Linked DNA regions of Homo sapiens: region 1 is linked to region 2. Evidence: chromatin loops called from intact Hi-C (ENCODE). Cell type or tissue: heart right ventricle. All regions are shown on one strand. Each heading gives the region's core, and the rest is flanking DNA. Links, peaks and the distances in the headings are about the cores only.

The links. Peaks named below come from ENCODE experiments on the same cell type or tissue, not always from the same donor. Only the 100,000 strongest peaks of a DNase experiment are listed, where the experiment ranks them.
Region 1: it touches region 2 in a loop (1.9-fold over the local background); 12 of 110 quality-filtered maps call a loop at or near these places.

The regions. Positions count from the first base shown.
Region 1 is chr7:120,991,693-121,002,548 of GRCh38, reverse strand. The region is part of intron 2 of CPED1 (cadherin like and PC-esterase domain containing 1); the gene reads right to left. Among named protein-coding and RNA genes, the nearest start is that of CPED1, 8.4 kb to the right of the region's middle. In heart right ventricle, for the core only: no CTCF peak of the experiment used is centred there; DNase peaks (open chromatin) are centred at 4,452 and 6,028; H3K4me3 peaks cover 1,191 bases; H3K27ac peaks cover 6,051 bases.
Region 2 is chr7:121,038,915-121,049,770 of GRCh38, reverse strand. It overlaps CPED1 (cadherin like and PC-esterase domain containing 1), which reads right to left. Exons shown (of 23, transcript NM_024913.5): 4 at 2,778-2,884. Among named protein-coding and RNA genes, the nearest start is that of CPED1, 56 kb to the right of the region's middle. RefSeq lists a silencer at 7,662-7,956 and an enhancer at 7,662-7,956. In heart right ventricle, for the core only: no CTCF peak of the experiment used is centred there; no DNase peak of the experiment used is centred there; H3K27ac peaks cover 2,168 bases.

The DNA of each region.
Region 1 (10,856 bases), core at 1,386-9,385, 48 kb after region 2:
ATAAGTAGGTTTAGCTTGTATGATTGGGAGTTTCAGATGTGTTATTAATGTTTTCACTGTTTATTCAGAAAAACAAAAGATAGTTCTTAAAGATAATAACAGAGAGGGGAGTAAAGGGAAACATTCAAAATCACTTCTGCCCTCTGGGTGTGTCCAGTAGGGAAGGTTTACTGCTCAGTATGAAAGTCAGCTTTCTGATTGATGCTTTGCTAAGGTCGGGTAGTTCCTTCACTACTATAGAAAAGTTAATTTCCTGTTCCATTTTTCCTGAAGCATTTGTGCACTTTGGCTAAATTAATACTAGATTTTCCACTAGGGAAGAAGTAGGCTTAGGGCTGTAGCTATTGGAATGCTATTATACTTCCTATTGCTTATTAAAGAAACAGTGAAACATCAAGAGGAAACTCAATTGTAGCAGCACAATTTTGGACTCCTAGTGGCATTTTGAAACATAACTTTATAACTTGGCATTTGTATAGCACACTATACTATAAATTTTTAATGAAAAGAGTGTTTCCAGTAATCACATTTGTGTTTTATATATATATATGTGTGTGTGTGTCTTCTTTTCCCAAGAGGCACCAAATGCAATGAGAATATTTTAATGATATCATTCTTTTGGATATGAAAATATATATTCCTCTGTCTTTTATAATCTCAATGTTTTTCAAAGTACTCTCAGCTAAAGTGTCTAATTAGATCCCATAGCACCTCTGTGACAGGCATTTCAATCCCTGGACCACAGACTAGGAAAATAAAACACAAAGAAGTCACTTGTCCATGGTCACTCAACTCTTCATTATGGAAACTGGGATTCCCCATTTCAGTCCCAGGTAATTTCCCTTTCTCTTGGAAAGGCTGAATGGGTCACGGCAGGATCTGTTTCAGATACATGAACTAATTTAACAGTTTGTTCTGGTGGTTTCTAGAAGTCTGCACCACCACCCTAACGCCACCTACTTTTTCCTATGCCAAAAGAAATAAGAAATATTATGACCCCGGAGCAATATTATTTTTTAAGTAAATTCCATTTTCTTCCCATAGTTACACATTACCATCAGGCTTCTTGCTCCACCTGACTCTTCCTAGATTGGCTACCCCAAATCCCTCTCTCAAGCATACTCAAAATATGCTCAGGTCAGCAATTACCAGCTTCAATTTGTCAAGATCAGCTGTGATGTATGTTACAAGAGACTTGCTATGAAAAGAACTAAAATATCAAAATTTATGAATAATTTATGTTTAATAAATGAGGGAAGATATGTTGCATTCTGACTCCTGGCAGTCAAAGTGACTTTCTTGAGCAGATGAGGAAGTATTATACACATCCCTGGAAACCCCGTGGAATATGCTTGCATTTGACTGTATCTATAGGTGCCAAAAAGGAAAGTGGACAAGTAGCTTCAAACATTTACCTGAGCAAAATGTACCGAAGAAAACACAGGGTGACAATCAAAAATACATGCTACATATGCATTATTGAAGAAAATATAATGTAACATATACCCAGTGCTTGTTTTTGAGATGAGAGCTTAAACCCAGCTTCTCAGGGGAAGAAAGGACACACATAATATTTATTGAACATTGACTCTGGCCAACAACCATGCTTGATGCTTTCAAACATATGATTTTTATTCAGTTCCCACAAATAGGGGTTAGTTACGTTTTCCAACAAGAGAACTGAGGATTTAAAAATGTAGATAAAATTTACCAGTTGTCCTATAGCTAGGATAAAGCTGGAATTTGGACCAACGTATTTCACAACATACCCATGATCTGCTAGGCTTCTTATTCAATATACTTAACAGGCTTGAGATTGAAAGCTGTGCTGAAGATTGTAAGATCTATTCTCAACAGTCATATGCAGAGTTACAGAGTTTCCCTCTTACCAAGTTACTCTGACTGGCCTGCACTATAAATGAACGGTAGGGGTTCCTACTGAGAACACCCAGATAAAGGTTAGGGACACCAAAGGTAGTTATATGTCAAGGAACATGATAAGGCCCATTCTGCACTGCCAAATCCATGTGTTCTTCTTGATAATTATTTTAATCCATCTATTATTTTGGATCGTAAATACCCCTAGCCTCTATTAGTGAATTTAATTGAAAGTTGAATAAAATTTTTTAAGATCCTTATACATGGCCGACTCAGTCTTTTATTGTCACGTTTCTTTCCGAACTCCATATGTGGTAAGTCAAAATGCTTAATGTTACATTTTGAACAAGTCTCCAAAAAGTGCAAAAGTTGACAAAGTTCTGTTTACCTTGCAAATTTCCAAATTTGGTGTAGTTTCTGCCACAGAACGTAAATCCTATGTTAGAACATGAGCTCATTCTTTTAGTGAGAACAGATCCCTTGGAAAAAATATCTAAAGGAAGCCAAGGGGGAAAACGAAACCAAAACATTCCTTTCACCCCAAAAGGCCACAGACTCAGAGTTGATAACAGGAAGCCCTTTTTATAATGTCAGTGTATTTAGTGCTTTCCATTTCAGAGGGTTTATCTTATATGAATTTTCAATTCCATTTAAACAAGAAACAGAATTGCTTAGAGGGAGAAAGAAGCAGAAGTTCCTGCCACTATCTGAAAAAACAAGAGAGAATGACACTTATAAAATGATTAATTCTTTGATACATATGACATTTAATATAACTTGTTGAAATTTGAGCTTCATCAAGCCTTCATTAAAATGTATCTAATGTAAACAAATTTGAATTTGTTTAAGTTCTCTCAGTATGAGCAATTTTTCACCCATATGCATATTTCATTATAAAAATTTAACATCGCTCTAATCAACTGTCTCAGATAAATTCACAAACATTAAATGCTCATCAGGCAGCCTAACTAATTCTATGGAAGTTGCGTACCTGTTAGTGTGTTGATAACATCTCTTGAGAGCCTCGTATACATAAACTCCTGTATTTAAATTCCATCAGCAAGATTTTAAAATCTACATCTTCCAATCCAGTTACAATATAAAAATTTATAAAAGGAATGGCTCAATTTTAGGTAGGATCAATCTGTTAAAAATGGAAATTCCTTAACAGAAATAGAGGTTAGATGATGGTGACAATGAGGATAAGAAAGAAGAGATGTAATTAGAAAGGCACAATGATTAGGAAAGGATGTTATTTTTATTATTATTATGGTAGATACTTGAGAATGTTTATAGGCTAAGGACTTCAATGAGACAAAGGAGCTGATGATAACGAGAAATCAATGATAGTTAATTAATCAAAGATAATTAATCAACTTTAATGTAGAAGTGGCATGATGATTACCATTAGCCAGAAGTCCAAGAGATAGTACAGTAAAGAGATCAAGGGATACTTGTACAGGAAAAAGGAGAAGTGGAGGACTTTTGAGTTCAGCAAGAGAAAGAAAAGAGGGAGAAGGAGTTCCTCTCATATCTTGCCCTGCTCTAGAGTTGGCAAATTCAAATTCATCATTCATTTATTTATTCATTCATCGACTGAATATTTATTCAATGCTCACTATGTATCAGAGGCTGTTTTTACACTGGGGATGTAGCAGTAAGCCAATCAACTAAAGCATTTGATCTGAAGGAGCTTATATTCTGTGTAGAAAGACAATAAACCAATGAATAGATATGTTACTCAGGGTCCAAAATCTTAATCTCTTTCCTCCTATCTGCACTGAACTCACTCCTCCCCATCCCCAGCTATAACATGCTGTTCATCTCAGCATCTCAGACTTTAAAAAAAAAAAAAAGGATTCCACAAAACTGAAGACTTGCCTATAAATAAGCAAGTCTGACGTTGAGTGATATATCAGCCTCCTTAAGTTTGGTTTTGTTTCAAAAGATTCATTTTACTGTGAAAAGGCAACAGCTTAGAGGCTGGGGGATAGAGAGAGAAACTCAACAAAGCTTTCATCTCAGACATTTCTTATCCAAAGACTTATGTTGATTGCAGCAATTATTTATTGCTCACTGACTTTGTGAAGGCCAAATGTTAGGGTCTATAGGGTCCACAGAGAGGAGGGAGTCTTCAAGGAAATTAAATAATAATTATTTTCATAGTTAATATTTATTGAGTGCTTTCTATCTGCCAGACACTTTAAGTGCTTCATGTGATTTATCTCATTTAAGGATCATGTTAGCCTGGGGAGTTGGTGATAATATATCCATATTCAGGTAAGGAAACTAAATCCTAGAGAGGTCAAGAAATGTGCCCAAGGTAACAAGTTAATAAATGGTATTAATTTGAATGCAGTGTTCATGTACTTAACTATTCTGCCTTCCCAAATTTATTAGTTTCCTAGAGCTGCTGTAACAAAGTATTCGAAGCTGGATAGTTTAAAACAAGAGAAGCTTGCTTACTAAATCTCGTAATTCTGGAGGCTAGAAGCCTGAAATAACAGTGTCAGCAGTTCCTCTGAAACTTGTGGTGGAATCCTTCCTTGACTGTCGAGTTTCCGGGGGTTTGCCGCAATCTTTGGTGTCCTTCAGTGTGCAGCTGCATGACTCCAATCTCTGCCTTCAACATTACATGGCATTCTCCCTGTGTGTCTCTGTCTTCCTATGCTGTCCTCTTCTTTTTATTTTTTATTTTATTTTATTTTATTTTATTTTATTTTATTTTATTTTATTTTATTTTTTTTCGAGACCGAGTTTTGCTCTTGTTACCCAGGCTGGAGTGCAGTGGCACAATCTCAGCTCACTGCAACCTCTGCCTCCTGGGTTCAAGTGATTCTCTTGTCTCAGTCTACTGAGTAGCTGGAATTACAGGTGCCCGCCACCATGCCCAGCTAGTTTTTTGTATTTTTAGTAAAGACAGGGTTTCACCATGTTGGCCAGGCTGGTCTCAAACTCCTGACCTCAGGTGATCCACCCACCTTGGCCTTCCAAAGTGCTGGGATTGCAGGTGTGAGCCACCACGCCCCATCTACTGCCTTCCTATAACACCAGTCATATTGGATTAGGGGCCACCTTACTCCAGTGTGACCTCATCCTAACTAATTATATCTGCGATAACCCTATTTCCAAGTAAGGTCACATTCTGAGGTACTGGAGTTTAGGGCTTCAACATATCTTTTCAGGGATGGGGTACACAATTTAACCCATAATACCAATGAATGGAGTTAGCATATGGGGCTATAATAAAATAGAAAGGACATAGGTCTCAGTCCAGTCCTGTCCACACTATCAACTTGTTATGTTACTTTGAGAGAGCCACTTTCTTTCTGTGACCTTCTTTCTCTTCACTTAAAAAAGAAAGATGTTGAACTTAATCATCTCTAACTTATTTGCAGTTCTAACATTCTAATGTTCCTTCATTTATAAATAGTTACAATGAAACATAAGTTTTATTAGGGATGTTTAAGCACACATCCACTTATGGAGATAAGGGCTGCTATAATGAAGGAAGTGAAACTCCATAGGTTCTCAAAAGCTTTAAGAATGATCATGAAGATTTCTAGAGGTATTGAGTAGAGCAGGCTCCCTGGAGGAGACTCCTGACAGAAGGAGAGATGTGGGAGTTTAGAAAATAGGCAGGCTGTTGGGTGGATTATGGATTATGGATTACACATAGAGACAGGGTAGAGATAAGGCTGGAAAAGTATGTTGGAACATGCCAGGATCAGTGTGGTTTCTACTCAATTGAGTGCGCTCAACGTTACAACTCCTGAAAGCTTTCAGCAGAGGTATTAATGGGACCTGTGCACAGACTGCCTAGAATATGCAGGCAGATGGAGGGGTAACTGGTTAAACCACTGAATGAGTCTAGGTTAGTGACAACAAGGACACAGCATTGAGATTGTGAAGATAGATGCTAAGATTTTGGAATCTGATGAACTCTTATCTGAATTAATTTGGAGGACTAGAGAAAATTCCACTTTACATAGCCATAAGGGCTGTGCTCATGTGATATTTACTAAAATTATAATAGTATAATAAAGGGCTAAATGCACAGCATGGTCCCAGAGAGAAATTAGAAGTTAGAGCTAAAAAAGGAGCACCATGTCTACAGGCAATATATAAACCACAAGGAGGAAATCCAGATCTGGGCCAGATGCCAAGGAGAAGAGGAAGCAACATGCAAGCTGGTTGAGACTAATGTTTCTGAATAAGGGCTGTGAACAAGGCAAGAATATTTTGGACTTTGCACAACAATGTAAATATGATTAATACTACTTAACTGTATACTCACAAATGGTTAAGAGGTTAAATTTTATAATATGTGGGGTTTTTTTACCTCTATTAAAAATTTCTAAGGATAATTCCCTTTTCTTTTTTTTTTGAGACAGGAGCTTGCTCTGTCACCTAGGCTGGAGTGCAGAGGCATGATCACAGGTCACTGCAGCCTTGACATCCCTGGCTCAAGCAATCCTCCCACCTTGGCCTCTCGAGTAGCTGGGGGGCTCCAGGCACATGCCATCAATCCCAGCTAATTTTTTTTTAACTTTTTGTGGAGATAGGCTCTCCCTATTTTGCCTAGGCTGGTCTTGAACTCCTGGACTTAAGTGATCCTCCTGCTTCAGCCTCCCAAAGTGCTAGGATTACAGATGTGAGCCACCACTCCCAGAGTTATTGAAGAAGAAGAAGAAGAAGAAGGAGGAGGAGGAGGAGGAGGAGGAGAAGAAGGAGGAGGAGAAGGAGGAGGAGAAGGAGAAGAAGAAGAAGAGGAAGAAGAAGAAGAAGAAGAAGAAGAGGAAGAAGAATAAAAAAAACTGAAGAATGTTGTGGTCTTTCTAATTTGGAGCTCGCCATGTCGCTCAGTGGCAGACCTCAGATTTGGTAAGGAGCCAGGCCAGATGGATTTGGTGAGGAGCAAGGTACAGGGAAGAAGCAAGAAATATCAAAGGTGTAAAAACTATGCATCTAGGAAAATGGTGGTTGGGTGACAGGTCCTATTCATGGAAATAGGGAGGTTAAGAGGAGTCATTGATTTGGGCATGAGGTTTGTGAAATAAATTATTTAAATTTTTGTAGTATTTTATAATATTCTAGAAAAAGGTAGCAGGAATTTGAAGAGGTAGGTGATATGTCATCTGCCAAGGGTGAAAATTAACAATAGGCAAAACTGATACATTCATCAAGGAAAAGTATAAAACAAGGCAAAGATCCAAGGACCTAAGGTTGGAAATGTCTACCTGTGTCATCAGAGAGAGGAAATGAACTCGAAAAGAGACCACAAGTTTTTCAGAATAACCTTGTTGTGTTGTGGAATTCGAAAAGGAAATTTCAAGAAAGAGTCACTTCCCAATAGCAGAACATGCCTCAGAGAAGAAGGATGTAGACTGAAAATAGATCTCATTAGATTTGGTAATAAGGGGTTCACCAAGAGAGGTTTCAATAGAAATGACCAAATGCAAAGGATAAGGAATCGGGAGAGGTAACAAGGAAGTACATGCAAAGAGAACCAGTTACAGTTTCTCTGAAGGGAAGTAGAGAGACAGGGAGCATATCATATTAGGTAGATTGCCAGGTACAAAGAAAGCTTATTGTTTTATTAGTTCTACACATGTTCGCTGGCAGGAGGAAAGATTTGGAATTGGCAATATTATAAGTAATAGAGGGTAACTGTGGAGCCAATTTTGAAAAAGGTTGAAAAGGGGGTGTTCAAGAACACACATGGAAAGTAAGATTTGGCGAAGAAGAGGCATTTTGAAACAGCCTACCAACTGGTCTTCCTGCCTTCAATTCTACTCCAGTCCATTCTGCAATGTGTGTTTTCTCACTTTCTCTCTAATACACTTATGTATTTATGCCAGTCTTTGCTTAGCATTCTTCAGGGATTCTCTGTTGCCTTTGGAATAGAATCCAGACTCCTTATCATGTGCACATTTCCAACATCTAGACCCTGCTGACTTTTCTACTTTGTGTATTTGCCTTCCTGCTTCCATCAGTAACAACAACAACAACACACACACACACACACACACACACACACACACAGTATAACAAATACTTTGAATTCTCCAAATGTATCAGGCTATCCAGCTATTTCATTTCTTATTTGCATATGCAGGCTAATCTGCATGTAATACTTTTTTCTTTCTCTACCCTCTCTAGTTCCTTCTCAACATTCAAAAAGTAGTCTTGTAATTGTCAGTTTCCTATCACCGTGTTAATTTACTTGTCTGTCTCACAGAAGCTTTTATTTCTATATAACTTGTATCTCATAAAGAGGCTAATACATACAAATTGTCCAATAAATATTTACTAAATGAATGAAAATGAATAAATGAAAGATATCGGGAGGAGAAAGGGTAGAGAGGAAGCAAGGTTCTGTAGGGGATTTTTTTTTAGTTAAAGAGAAGGATTCTCAGTGAGATAATTACAACATTTTTATATAAAAGAAGAGAGGCCTCTTGCCAAGAGTGCAAGCATTTTTTGCTGGATTTTTGGTGGATTTCTAGAAAGCAAAGTTATCAAACTACTGCCTCAGTAGTGAGTAGGCCACATTGCCTCATCTACCTTTCTAGTGGGCATTACTCACCATTGTTGTGGTCATCAAACTAAGGACAGCGTTTTCACTGTCTCTGAAGCACAGACCTGGAAGCTCCTACTCACAGTACTGATTGAAAAGGAGAGTCCACTTCACCTTTGCACCTGCAGGACGACCCCCACCCAGGGGCGAGCTTCTCTAGTGGCTGCCCTGAGAAGCCAAAAAACTCAACCTGCAAATACCATGAGAGGGACTCCAATCAACAAAAGGCAGGAGAGGAGATCAGGTGATAAATTGCTTGCTCTTTCTGCTCCTTTTGTCCAGCACCTGTACTGAGACGTGGTCGTTGAAGAAAGCCTCTCTAGAAATGACTTGCAATAATGTACTCCCTTCTGTTTGCTCTCCCTTCTCTGTTCTTTCCTCACTCTTGTGTCCCTGGGATTGCATTCTCCAACAAAGTGTTAGCATGCAAGTGTTTGCCTCCAGTTCTATTTCTAGAAAACCTGGGCCAAGTAAGGAATTTTTTTAGAAATTTTCAAATGTTAAATATACTATTTACTATTAGAAATGCAAACAAGATTAATTAGATCATTTTCAATGAGAACATCCACTTATTTGCACTGGGCTATGTTTTGATCCTTGAGAAAGTAGATGTCATATAGAATGGTCATTTAAAGAGAAGGGAGGGTCAAGAAGACATGGGAAATGAATAGTCAAGCAACAGTCAACAAAATAGTAGTTCTCATTTTGGAGCCATCAACAGGAGGTAATCAGAAACACATGGCTATGGTGAGTATAAATGTATTCCCCAAATAGCAAAGTTTCCATTAAAGAAGCATATATTAAGGAGATTTTCTTTCATTGCTTCTGTTTATAATTTAATGTGCTTCCTGTGCTATGAAATGTTAAACTGTTAGATGCTATAAAATAGATAAATCTATTGAGTGACCTACTTTGATGAAGACAACACATCTGTGTTTATATATTAAATTGAAATAATTTTAAGACTTGGCAGATTGTCAGGCAATATTCAGACTACTGATGTTGAGAGAAAACTCAGAAGAAGTGACAAAAATACATCTGCTTAGCCAAGCCCTTTGCATTATTCAAATGGAAAAATGAATTAAAGTTTGGCAAGAAAGAGGGAGAGTACTTCCTCACTATGGAAAGTTGGCATATATTATACCATGATTTCAATCCATATTGAAAACAGCTTTACACATTGAACCAGATCCCATGTGTAAAAGTGTGCAGGGTAAAGTCACCCACCATCAAATATTTGGTAGTACAGAACCCTCCATTAGGAGGCTGACAAAGTACAAAAGGTCTTCTCATAGATACAACTGCAACAAAAAAGGCTGGGAAATATGTATTACTTATTCAATGAATAAAAACTCTGATCCAAGAAGTTTTTACTTCTGTGTATTTACTTTGGTTTCTGAATATTTATCCCTGCAAACACTAAAACATTCACTGAAACACTTGTTCTAATATGCTCAGTTGAAGTCTTTAACTATGATTTTTTGATTTTAGGTTTTTAAATCTACATCCAGTTTACACATCCTGGAGGGGCAGTTAGTTTAACATGTAAACATACTGGTTGTTAAGCATTTGTAGTGGTTCTTAGCATGTTTTTAGTTCTGAATATCTGACATAAATCTATAATTTTCCCCCCAAAGATCTTCACATACACCTACATTACAGTATTTTGCATAAAATGTCATGGATGTATACATTTCATACATCTAAATACATTCTGGAATCCATGAACCCTAGGTCAAAATCAGCTGGTTTAAGTAACTTTTAAAAACACTTAAAGCAAAGATTTGACTAAGATTTGACTAAATAAAAGTAATAACAAAATCCAAAATTTACAGATAGAAACAATGCTACTTCTATAAAATGCCTCAAAGCTAATTCTAGGTTTTCAGGAAACCTATATAGCATCTAATCAGTTTTTTTAAATGAACTTCACAAGTAGTTACTTTAGAAAATGATCAATATATTGATCCCAAAAGCTTTCTCTCTTCATTTTAGCCATCTGAAAGAGTATCTAATAATTTAAATTGGAGTATGATTTGACTCTTTTTTCAAAACATATACTATAAGTAGAATTAATTTGTATCTGGTTTTAATTAACATGTGTATGATACTTTCTTTCTCACTTCCTTTCTGTCTCAAATAAAAAGTGGCTTTAATCCAGGGGCTGGCATAGGTTAAAAATGGAGTGACATGGCTAATGTTTGGAAATCTACTTTCCATATCCACTGGGCTCCTGAACTATAATTGTAAATTTAGAATCTTGCTTACAGTTAAAATACTTAAGACTGTGAATCATTTTTAAACGAAATTCATCATGTGTTTGGCATTTTTGGTGAAGAAAATTCTCAAGTGAATGTTTTACACCAGGAGCCAGTAAGTTTCAGATGGTTTATAAGTA
Region 2 (10,856 bases), core at 376-8,375:
AGCATTCCAGGCAGACAAAACAGTAAGAATAAAGGTATGTGACAAAACAGCACAGGCATTTAGGGAACAGTAAGCAGTTTCATATCACTTGCAGCATGACACCCAGTTAGAAACAGATAAGAAAAGGGTATTGTTAGGCAAAAGCCACTCACAAAAAACCTTGAATAGCTTATTGTGCTAAATATTCACCACTTGGCCCTCCAGGTCTCTGCCACCTGCTCTGTCCCCCAGGAGGCTGACGTTTGTGGGTGGCATCACAGAGAATCTCTTGCCCTTTGACCAGCAGTTAGCTCGGACCAATGGGAGGCACTGGCAAGAGATTGGAGGGTAGCAGTAGAGAGAGGTGGGGTGTTTATCCCCAAGGCTCCCTCTCTGCAGGTCTGTGATATGGCAAAAGCTACACTCCCCTAAGTTTACCACACCTTTCCAAGGACACCTCCTTCTTGGTTGCAGCTCTCATTGGATTCTAGCTATGCCCTTCCTTCTACACATCCCTCTTACGACCCAGTGTAGTGAAACTTTTATAATGTTGCTAGTTCCCAAGTGCCTCACTAGGCCTTTTAGTTTCTTTTTCCCTGCCAAAACCTCTGTAAATAGTTTCTTTATTAGTTTGTCTTCAGATACATCTTTATGAGTATGGCATTTGATTCTTCCTGGAAGCCTAATACAAAGCAAATATTAAGACTTTATTCTAGGGTTGATGAGAAGCCATTCAAGATTGTAAGCATAGATGTAAAAAGGCTAGTTCACCATTTTATATTTTTCATCTCAAAACTGTGAGTAGGATAGATTTCAGGGGTAAAATATTTGCTTCAGAAAAACCATTGAGCAAGATTTAGCAATAAACCAGGTAAGAGATGATGATTATCTGACCAGAATAAAGGTAGTAAATACAGAGAATAGATGACAGATGTGAGAAATGTTTAGAGATAGGCCTGGCATGGTGGCTTAGGCCTGTAATCCCAGAACTTTGGGAGGCCGAGGCAGGTAGATCACATGAGGCCAGGAGTTCAAGACCAGCCTGGTCAACACAGCAAAACCCCGTCTCTACTAAAAATATAAAAATTAGCCAGGCGTGGTGGTACACATGTGTAATCCCAGCTACTTGGTGGCTGAGGCCCAATAATTGCTTGAACCTGGGAGGCAGAGGTTGCAGTGAGGTGAGATCACGCCATTGCACCCCAGCCTGGGTGTCAGAGGGAGACTTTGTCTCAAAAAAACAAAACAAAAACAAGAACAGAAGAAAAAAAAACGTTAAGAGGTTAAATTCAGTAGTATTGGCAATTAATAGAAGGTCAATGCCAAGGAAGAGGAAGGAAGGGCTCAAGGGTGATGGCCCTTCTATCTTAGGAGATGACAAAGTGGGTAATTTCTATCTTGGGAGATGACAGACTGGGTGATTCTGCTTACAACAAACGAAACAGAAGCGCTGAAGCTTCTGAACACAAGAGCAGGAGAGAATTTACTGAGGAAAAGAATGAGTCAGTTTTCGCCAGGTTGAGTTTGATATGTCTGTGGGACATCCAGGTGCAGATGTTCAGCAGCCTGTTGCATATTCAAGCCTGAAGCCTGGAAACGTGCTCTGTACCTAGGTAGATTTCGGAATCTCAACTACAAATGGTTGTTGAAATTTCAGGATTGGAGTTAGGGAACACAGGGATTCAAAGAATGGGCAGAGAAAAGTTGGTTGTAAAGAAAACAGAGGAGGAATGGCCAGAAATGTACATGGAGTCACAAAAGCGTGTGCTCAGCCCAAATGCCAAAAAAGTGAAGAGTTAGAAGAAAGGAGTTATCCCCAGCAGTTTGGGAGGCCGAAGCGGGCGGATCGCGAAGTCAGGAAATCGAGACCATCCTGGCTAACACGGTGAAACCCCATCTCCACTAAAAAATGCAAAAAAATTAGCCGGGCGTGGGACTACGGGCGCCCGCTACCACCGGAGGCTGAGGCAGGAGAATGGCGTGAACCCAGGAGGCGGAGCTTGCAGTAAGCCGAGATCGCGCCACTGCACTCCAGCCTGGGCGATGGAGCAAGATTACGTCTCAAAAAAAAAAAAAGAAGAAGAAGAAGAAGAAGAAGAAGAAGAAGAAGAAGAAGAAGAAGAAGAAGAAGAAGAAGAAGAAGAAAGGTGCTATCTAGATGGCGAATTGTAGGAATATCAAGTGATCTGGGTACAATACTCCATCTCCAGTTAGGGACTGTATAAGAGCTATTGGATTTGTCACTTTTCGTACAGATTCGTTATAGGTATCAACAATATGTAAATTTTCCAGCACAGTGATTAGCACATGGTAAACATTGGATTTTTTTAGTTAAGTTTTCTAAAACCATTTACAAAAGTTCACACGATATAAAGAGTAAGTACTAAATGTCAATTTTAAAATGTAATTAGAAATTTTATAAATTTTATTGTAACTTATGATACCAACTTAAGTTAGAAAAAAAATTAGAAAAGGCATCTAAAAAATAAAGACTTTACCACTTCGGTGAACAAGTGGTCAGATTAAGCAACACTTCATAGGCTGCAGACTTCTAGATAAAGTTGGGTCTTACTAAGTAAAACAACAATATCTGCAGCAGCTGAAGCTGAGGGAGATCTTATCAAACAAAAAGTGGTGACTATTTTATGGTAAAGTATATAAGGCATGGCCAGTTGGAAGATTCTCCATAGATACAATGACTCTAATTCTTTAAGACTCTTAAACATTATAGACCAGGAAATGCCAGTGTTAATATCTGTAGGGCTGATAAAATCTGTGCACATCTTGAGAGTATTTACCTTTTGATGTAAACCTAACTGGCACATGACTTCCTTGGATATACAGGGTGTTCCTTCTGCTTTCTTAGAAGACAGGCAAATGAGCAGATCCCAAGAGCCCAGATCACCTAAAAGCAAAAGAATATTCAAAACAAATAAGTTTTCATCAGATATTTTAAAAGCAATATTTAATTCTTCAGATTAAAAAATGTAATTATTTAAATTCTGAAACACAAGTAAATGATCTCAAATATACTTAAGACAAAATGTCAGTAAAATAACTAAAATTCAACTTTTTAAATTTTGGAATTTCTAGTATTTTTATATTTAGTATTTTATTCTATAGAAAATGTAATTGTCTATATTATACATATTATAAAATTCATTTAAAAGACATTATAAAATTCATTTAAAAGATTGAAATTAGAATACCTTAAATCACTTATTTTAAAAATTAATAAAGTCTTTTTTTGTAGATTTGGGAGAAAAAATAATAAAATCTTTTAAGATAGAAGAAAGCTGTGAAGTCAAATAATGATAAGAAGTGAAAACATCAAATATTTTGTTCTGGGCTTAGGTCTTCCCACTGTTTTTCATAGATTTACTCGTCAAACATCAAATTTACTTTTGTGATGTTCCATAAAAGAAAGTGTTGTAATAGAGAGAAAATTAAATTCAATGAAAATAAAAACGACAGATTTTGCATAAAAGAAATTTGTAATATAGTTATACATAGCAGAGTTCAGTTCAAACTATGGAGTATAACACAGACGAAAGCAAATGATATTTCAGCTATTTCACCAAGGACGAAGCTATTTGCCAATAAATCATAGTAACTTGCCAAAATAATCTCAGAAGGGTACATTCTTGCCTAATCTCTAAACATTTTAAAATTAACATTTGTGTGTATACATGGGTTTATTTTTCTTTATTCACTTTGATTTATATATATTGCTATATATCTATATATCTATATCTACATATAGATATAGATCACATGCCCTACATATAATTGGTGCTTTAAAAATATTTCTTGACTAATGCATGAATAACTACCCCTTGAGAGCATGGTAAACACATTACCTCATGGAGAAAAAACAACAATAAAAGCAACAGAAGAAATGTATTTCAATTTTTAATGTTATTCAAAGATAATATAGAAATAGGTATCTCAAAAATAACCAGGAAAAAACCCCTCTGGGTAATGTCTAAATGAATTGGTATTACTTAGGAAATAGTCCTCATTTTGGATGAAAATCCAATTTAAAAAACAAACAATTTCTGTATACATTCTCTCTTTTGTTGATCAGTCCTGAGATAAATATTCTGAGTAATTATTTATGCCAGACCTCACCAGTCATCTCCTGCATTAGGTCTAGTAGCTTCTAAAAGGCTACAAAGTAACCAACTTCTTTAAATACCTCGCTTTTCAAATTTTTCAAAAGAATTTCTCACTTGACAAGCATAATATTTCCAAAGAAAGGCTTTATGAGAAAAGTATTAATAAGGAAGAGGGATCTATGAAAATTAGAAATGAAATTTCACTCCCCACCAATCAAGTCATTTTCAGTTTCACAAATCTTGTGTTGTCTGGGCTACTGGTTCCTCTGTTTTTAATTGTCCTGTTGTTGGAAGGGAAACCTGTCTGCCAAACAAGGAATCCAGGCAATTGAACTCAAGCTCTTATCCTAGAACTTCTCTGTTTGCTTGATGTATCTCAAGATGCTGGAAGACAGCACAATAAGGCAAAGGAGCAAGGAGAGGTGCAGCAGTTGATTTGGGGATGAGAGAAATCTCATCGTGCAGCAACCATCAGGCCTTAGGCTTGTAAGATCTACCCTGCTCCATACACTCTCACTTTCAAGAAAAGTTCCCATAGATTCCTATAGACAAAACCAAATACTATATGATGAATCCAATACTTTATTTTAAAAGTGCACCTGGCTTTTTCATCCCAAACTTTTTGATTTGGATTCAAAGCAAAACACAAAGACTGTTTCATTCTATATCATTTCTAGCCCAGGAAATACTAGAACCCTAGAAGAAACCTCCTGTCATATGATTCCCAACTAAATATTTTAAGAAGATAAGGATATGCACAGAGGGATTTCAAATCATGACCTGCAGTGTTTTGGTCTCAGAGTAAGTTTTATATTCCTCTACGTCTAAAGCGTACCCTTCTTCACTATTCAAGGCACATGCATAAATTCTAGAGTTGATAGAAATATATATTTAAGCTATAAATGTTTAAAATGGGAAGACACATTTAAATAATTCAAAGCATTGAATTTATAAAGAACCTTCTGTGAACAGAACATTGTACTCAAAGTATGAAAGTAAATAGCAAAAAAAAAAAAAAAAAAAGAGCAGAAAGTCACTGCTCTCAGCAATCTCTTTGAGGGGTCTAAACATTAAAAACAAAGTAGGAGAAAGTAAGATAACTTACAAAGCATTACACAGCTTTTTGCCATTCATAAGGGTGACCACCTCATCCCTCAAAGATATTTAATTAATATTTTAAATTAATAATTTAAAAATACTGTATAGTCCACAAATCTCCTCTTAAAATGAAGTAAAGTGTAACTGAAATTTCAAGTAATATCTTCATACACCTTCTTCCCAAATGCTTGCTAGCACGGTCTAAAAATGCCGATTGTTTCCTCTCAAAACTCCCACTGTTACCCGCATTGAATCCCACTTCAATGTCCCCAAAGCTATTTCCTAGTTAAACATTTAGTAGACCTTTTCACTTTGTCTTCATTTCTATTTCCAACATTAGAAGTCAGCTCCCTCTCCTGCTTTCCAAAGCCCTTTTTCTTTTTTTAATGAAGTTTCACTTGTTTCATGAGAGCTACTATGTATTAAAATTTAGTTAAAGAAACCCTAAAGCCACATTGAAATGTAGAAACTGGGCAGAGATCAAAGTGCTTTCACTAGCTAAGTAAATCACATTGAGAAGTTAGCGTTGGAGCATTTGGGATACAAATTTGTACCTCAGCACAATTACAAATTACTATATATTGCGGGGCTTTGGAGCCAAATTTCACAGCTGAAAGCATGAGCATTTAGGAGGCAAATGCCCAAGGTCTCCAGCAGAGATTGCAAACTAAAAGCACACAGGCAAGTCAAGCCCTCAGACGGGATACATTTGGCCTGCACAGCGTTTGTTTTGTTTTTGTTTTAAGTATTTGCCAAAATGCAAATGTCAGCACAATTCACATAGAAAATTCCAATTTCAGCCTTTATTTGAAAACTTGGAAGCTCTGGTAACACTGGGTCCATATCCTACAAGGCAGTGACTGGCTGGAGCCACTTCCCACATGTTCTCCAGTTTGCCATGGTCTCTTACCCCCACACCTGGCCCTAACTCTGCTTGGGCTCTGTCTCTGGTAGCAGCACACCATCCTAGACCTGGCATAAAATAGAGTGTTCCAGGTTTCCATGAGTTGGCCATTTGACAAATTGATGTTCCATGTATTAGCTTTTAATGAATTAGAGTTGTTCATTAGATAAATTGGTTTTATTAAGATAACATTAGGTAAACTGCTATTTAGTTAATTGGCCCTAGAGGGATGTTTGAATATACCCTTTGATCTCTATATTTATCATGCTATTCCATAAGATTGGGGAAGGTCATTCAATTCCAAGGACATTTTGTTGGTTACATTAAAGGTGGCAAGGGCTGCAACTTAGCCTCTTAGGGTTCCTTCCTTTCAGAGCCTGGAAAAATCAAGAGTGGTCTCTGATCATCTTTTTTTTCCTTCCATCTCTTCTTCCCAGTTGGAGTGCAAAAGTGGCCCAGAATCTGCTCCTACCTGGGCCTTGCCTCATCTCTTTTTCATTCACACTCTCTCGTTACACTTTTTTCCATGTTGAGCCTGTCTCAAGGCTGTTGCCATACTTGTAAATGGCCTAGGACAGGCTCTTTCTAAGCACTGGAGTAAATGCTCATTGTTTATGTCTTTCTCGATGTGCCTTTTCTGCACTGAGAAGGTTGACGTTAGAGTAAGAAGTGCTAAGACATCAGATTTGTGTTAGCTGAAAACAGGCAAAGCCCCTGGTCAATTTGGGTGGTGACTTCTTAGGTTCTCCTTGCATGGGGAAAAGGACAACTCTATATGATTTAGCCTTGCTCTTTAGAATACTGCATTAGGATTTGGGGGCCAAAGCCACTACAAATAAATTAGTAGTAGAAGTAGTAGTAACAATGATGTGAACAGCTAATAGTTCTTCAGAACTTACAATGTGCCAAATATTGTTCCACATATTTGTATTATCTCATTTATCCTATACAACAATCTATTTGATATGATTATTCTATTTTTTACAGGCACAGAAAGGTTAAATAACTTGCCCAACTTCGCCGTTCCAGTTAGTGGTGGGAAGAGAATTTGGATACAAACAACTAGCTCTAGTGGCCATGTTCTTGAACATTACACCATTATCTCCTTTGAAAACAGGGAAGCAACAAAGAAATTTAGCTATTGATGCCTTACATGTATTAATTTATGTAATATTTCCAACAACCCTGTGGAGTAGAAACAATTATTACATGTTATTACATGTGCTTTACAAGTGAGGAAACAGACACAGAAATTATCCAGCTCTAGCCTTTCTCTCTCACTGTCTGGTACATCTGTTTGTCTTTGGAAGCTCAGAGGAAGAAATAACTACAGCAGGTATAACTCAGGTATCCCTAGACCCTCACCTGAGTATCGTGCCCCATCATACTATTGGCAATACCACTGGTAATCAAAGTTAAATCTTCCTATATAAAAGGAGCTAGTACTTACCTCGCAGGTACTCAGGAACTAGAAATATGTACTTGGCCTCTACCTATTTTTGAAAATATATCCTTAAAACTTTCTTAGTTTTTTTTTTTTTTAACAATTAAAATTATTTCTTTCCCTGTTGCGGAGAAACCAGAACTTCCTGATCAGGCTTACCAAGGTCTTAAATAGAAAGGTCATAGGGCATAATTCTAGGAAAACAGGATGTGGATGCTCCAGTCCCCATCTCAGAATGTGAAAAACCTACAGGCACCTCCCAAACACATGGAAGCAAAGCTGCTGATAACACGAATCACTATCATGCCTTCATAGTGTTATCTCTGGAAAAGATGAAAACTTCTCAGACAATTTTGGAAGGAGACGTCAGGGTCCAGATCAATTAATTCAGATATAAAATGGCACTGACTATAGTTTTTATCCTTCTCTAAGTGTTCTCAGAAACCAGCTAACATCTGTTCATGTTAAAAGTAAGAGCAATTTTTAGAGGTTTTTGTTTTGTTTGGTTTTAAAATGAAGCATCTGCCCTAAGGAGTGAAGCTGCCTTTAGAATATTTCCAGTTTCTCATAGACAGGCTGCCATAAAGCAAACACTCATTTCCTGGCTCACAAATGACCTCCTTCGCTGATAACATCTGCAAGATCCGTAATTTAATCCAGAGAACAACAGAGAAATCTGAGATAGCATCGTTCATATTAGCATCAAATGCTGTTTATTCTCAAGGAAGGACAACTTTAATTTTCTGGCACACGTAATAAAAATCTAAGAATATTAAGTCTCTTCCTGCTTTATTCTTCTCCACAGTGTTTACCACCATCTCACAGATTATATATATATATATATTTTTCTGTATTTGTTTATTATGGTTCCCCCAATTTGAAAATCTGCTCCATGATGGCAGAGACTATATCTATTTTGTTTACTGCTAAATTCTCAGTACCTACAATAGTGACTGAAATGTAAAGCATTTGCCACATATTTATAAAATGTATAAATGAGTGAATCAGTGAATAACTGCATGTGAACAGCAAACAATTATAATTAAATCAAAAGCAAGTATATTGAAATTCTATTCTATAAGTTAAAAATAGAATAATAGTAAGAAAAACATTAGTTTTTTAAAGAGGAAATAAATATAATTTTGGTTCTTAGCTGGTAAGGATAAAAGAAGAGAAATAAACATGAGAAGAACAAAGTTAATAATTCATTGTGCTTAAATTATACAAACAAATGGGAGATTCCAGTGCTTTACATATTGGAAATTTTCTGTAAACACTTACACATTAATTTGAGGCAGAACAGATTTATAAAGTATAGTTTGGAAAAAAACATGTCCAAGAGCTTCTAGAATACAAAGCTACAAAAGCCAAGCCTCATTTACTTATTCACGATATTAAACTATCATATTCCATAAGGATACAACAAGGATGATTTCCTGAGTTTTTTTCCTTTAAGGTGAAGTACTAAAGGTGTTTAATTTTTTAGTAATTCATAATATTCCTTTATAATATAATATGTGAGGATATTTTATCTGTTCACTGTTCATTTGTATTACCCTTCTTTTCACAACTAAATTATAAAATCCCTATTAAATAACAAAGTATTTACCTGTATCCATCCTTTATCAGGATTAGTGCATAGTATTATGTTCATGAGTACATTTTTAGCTTATTGATGATAAATTAGGGTCTATACTTGATTCCACTACAAGATTAGTTGGATATAAGTTAATCATTGCAAATTCCTCTATCTTTTCCCAAATTTCTCAAGTTGCATTAACCAATTCCTTACTCTGCACTCTTCATGTAGGAGATCTATGGAACAGTACCACAGCACCCATAATTAATTTTATCTATGATTGTTCTTTAAGGACAAGAAACAGTCACCTTATTGTTTCTAACACTGATTATAGTAGACACTTAGTAGATGTTTACTGGGTTGACTATTTTAATTTTCAGAATTAAATTTAAGAGAAATCGTATGTACGGAAGCTTGAGATCCTGAATGAACTATACAACATGGCTACAAAATCTAAATAAATCTGGTCTCTTCACCTCAAGTGGCTGGTCATGGGTGTTTACTTGCTATGCTTCTGGCTCCATAGCCTTTAAGGGTTAATGAAAATGTTATGTTACTCAACAGAGAAATTCTAAACCATTCTCTCCATGAATGGCCTAAACCCATACTAGGGATCAGGCTTTCCTGTCCTAATGTCTACCCTCTTTCTGCCCAACAAGAGGTTGTAAAGATCAATGAGACATAATAGTATCTGTGATGAGTTTTGAGCTCCCTAAATTTTTCTAAGCTACTCATAGGTTCAAGAAAGTGACATTATCCTTAAATTTTGCAAAAGAAAAGATTTTTGTTGTGAAGAAATTAGCCATTTAAAAAAGTGTAAAAGGAAATCAATGAGTTTACTTTTGTGAAATAAATCCTTTAAGAAATGTTCACTTTAGAAGGCTTGCTAAAGTTCCCTCCTAGTTTTTTTAAATGATTTTTTTAAAAAGGTGTTCATGCCATTTATGTCATTTTCTTTTGAAGTGTAACTGACTATATACATGTGTGGGTATGCGTGCTTACATTTTTACTGCTTTCAAGACTATTGTCTGTCTGGGACAACACTCTCATTACTGCATTTTACGAAATTTCTAAATGTCTGAAATGCTCAGCAGCTTGAAACACCTTAAAAGATATTAACATTGCAACAATTTAAAAATCAGAAAACTCCCAGTGCAAAATGTTGGTTTATAATACCATTCTCCAATAAAAGGAAACATGTTGTTGGAGGAATGACTGTTTTAAGGGTTGGGGCAGGAAATACACAAGATAAGCTTAGACTGTTGCAGTGTCAGAAAGTAAGAAGTGCTCAAAAACAAACAAGCAAGCAAACAAAAAAGTAACAACAAAGGTACGTCGAAGACACACTGAAGTCAACGATTAGAGCTGGAGCAATCTGGGCAATTAAATAAATAGAGTAATATTGAATTATAAGCTAAAGTAGAAAATAAATATCCATGAGCCCATAATGGTGCAAATAACTGACTGAATAAATAAATACATAGTGATGAAGAGACAAATCTCTCATGCAGAAGAATTCCAAAACAGTTACGTAGCTACTCTGCCTCCAAGGAGGTAGAGCATAAGTTCTTACTACTTTAGCGTGAATGGCACATGGTGACACCTTTCCAAGTAGTTCAATATGGAAAGAGGGAATAAAAGAATAACTTTGTAGTGGAAAAACCTAGCAAACATTACCTCAGTCAGATAATCAGGTTAACGTGAACAGAGCTAAGTCATGTGGGTAGTACAAAC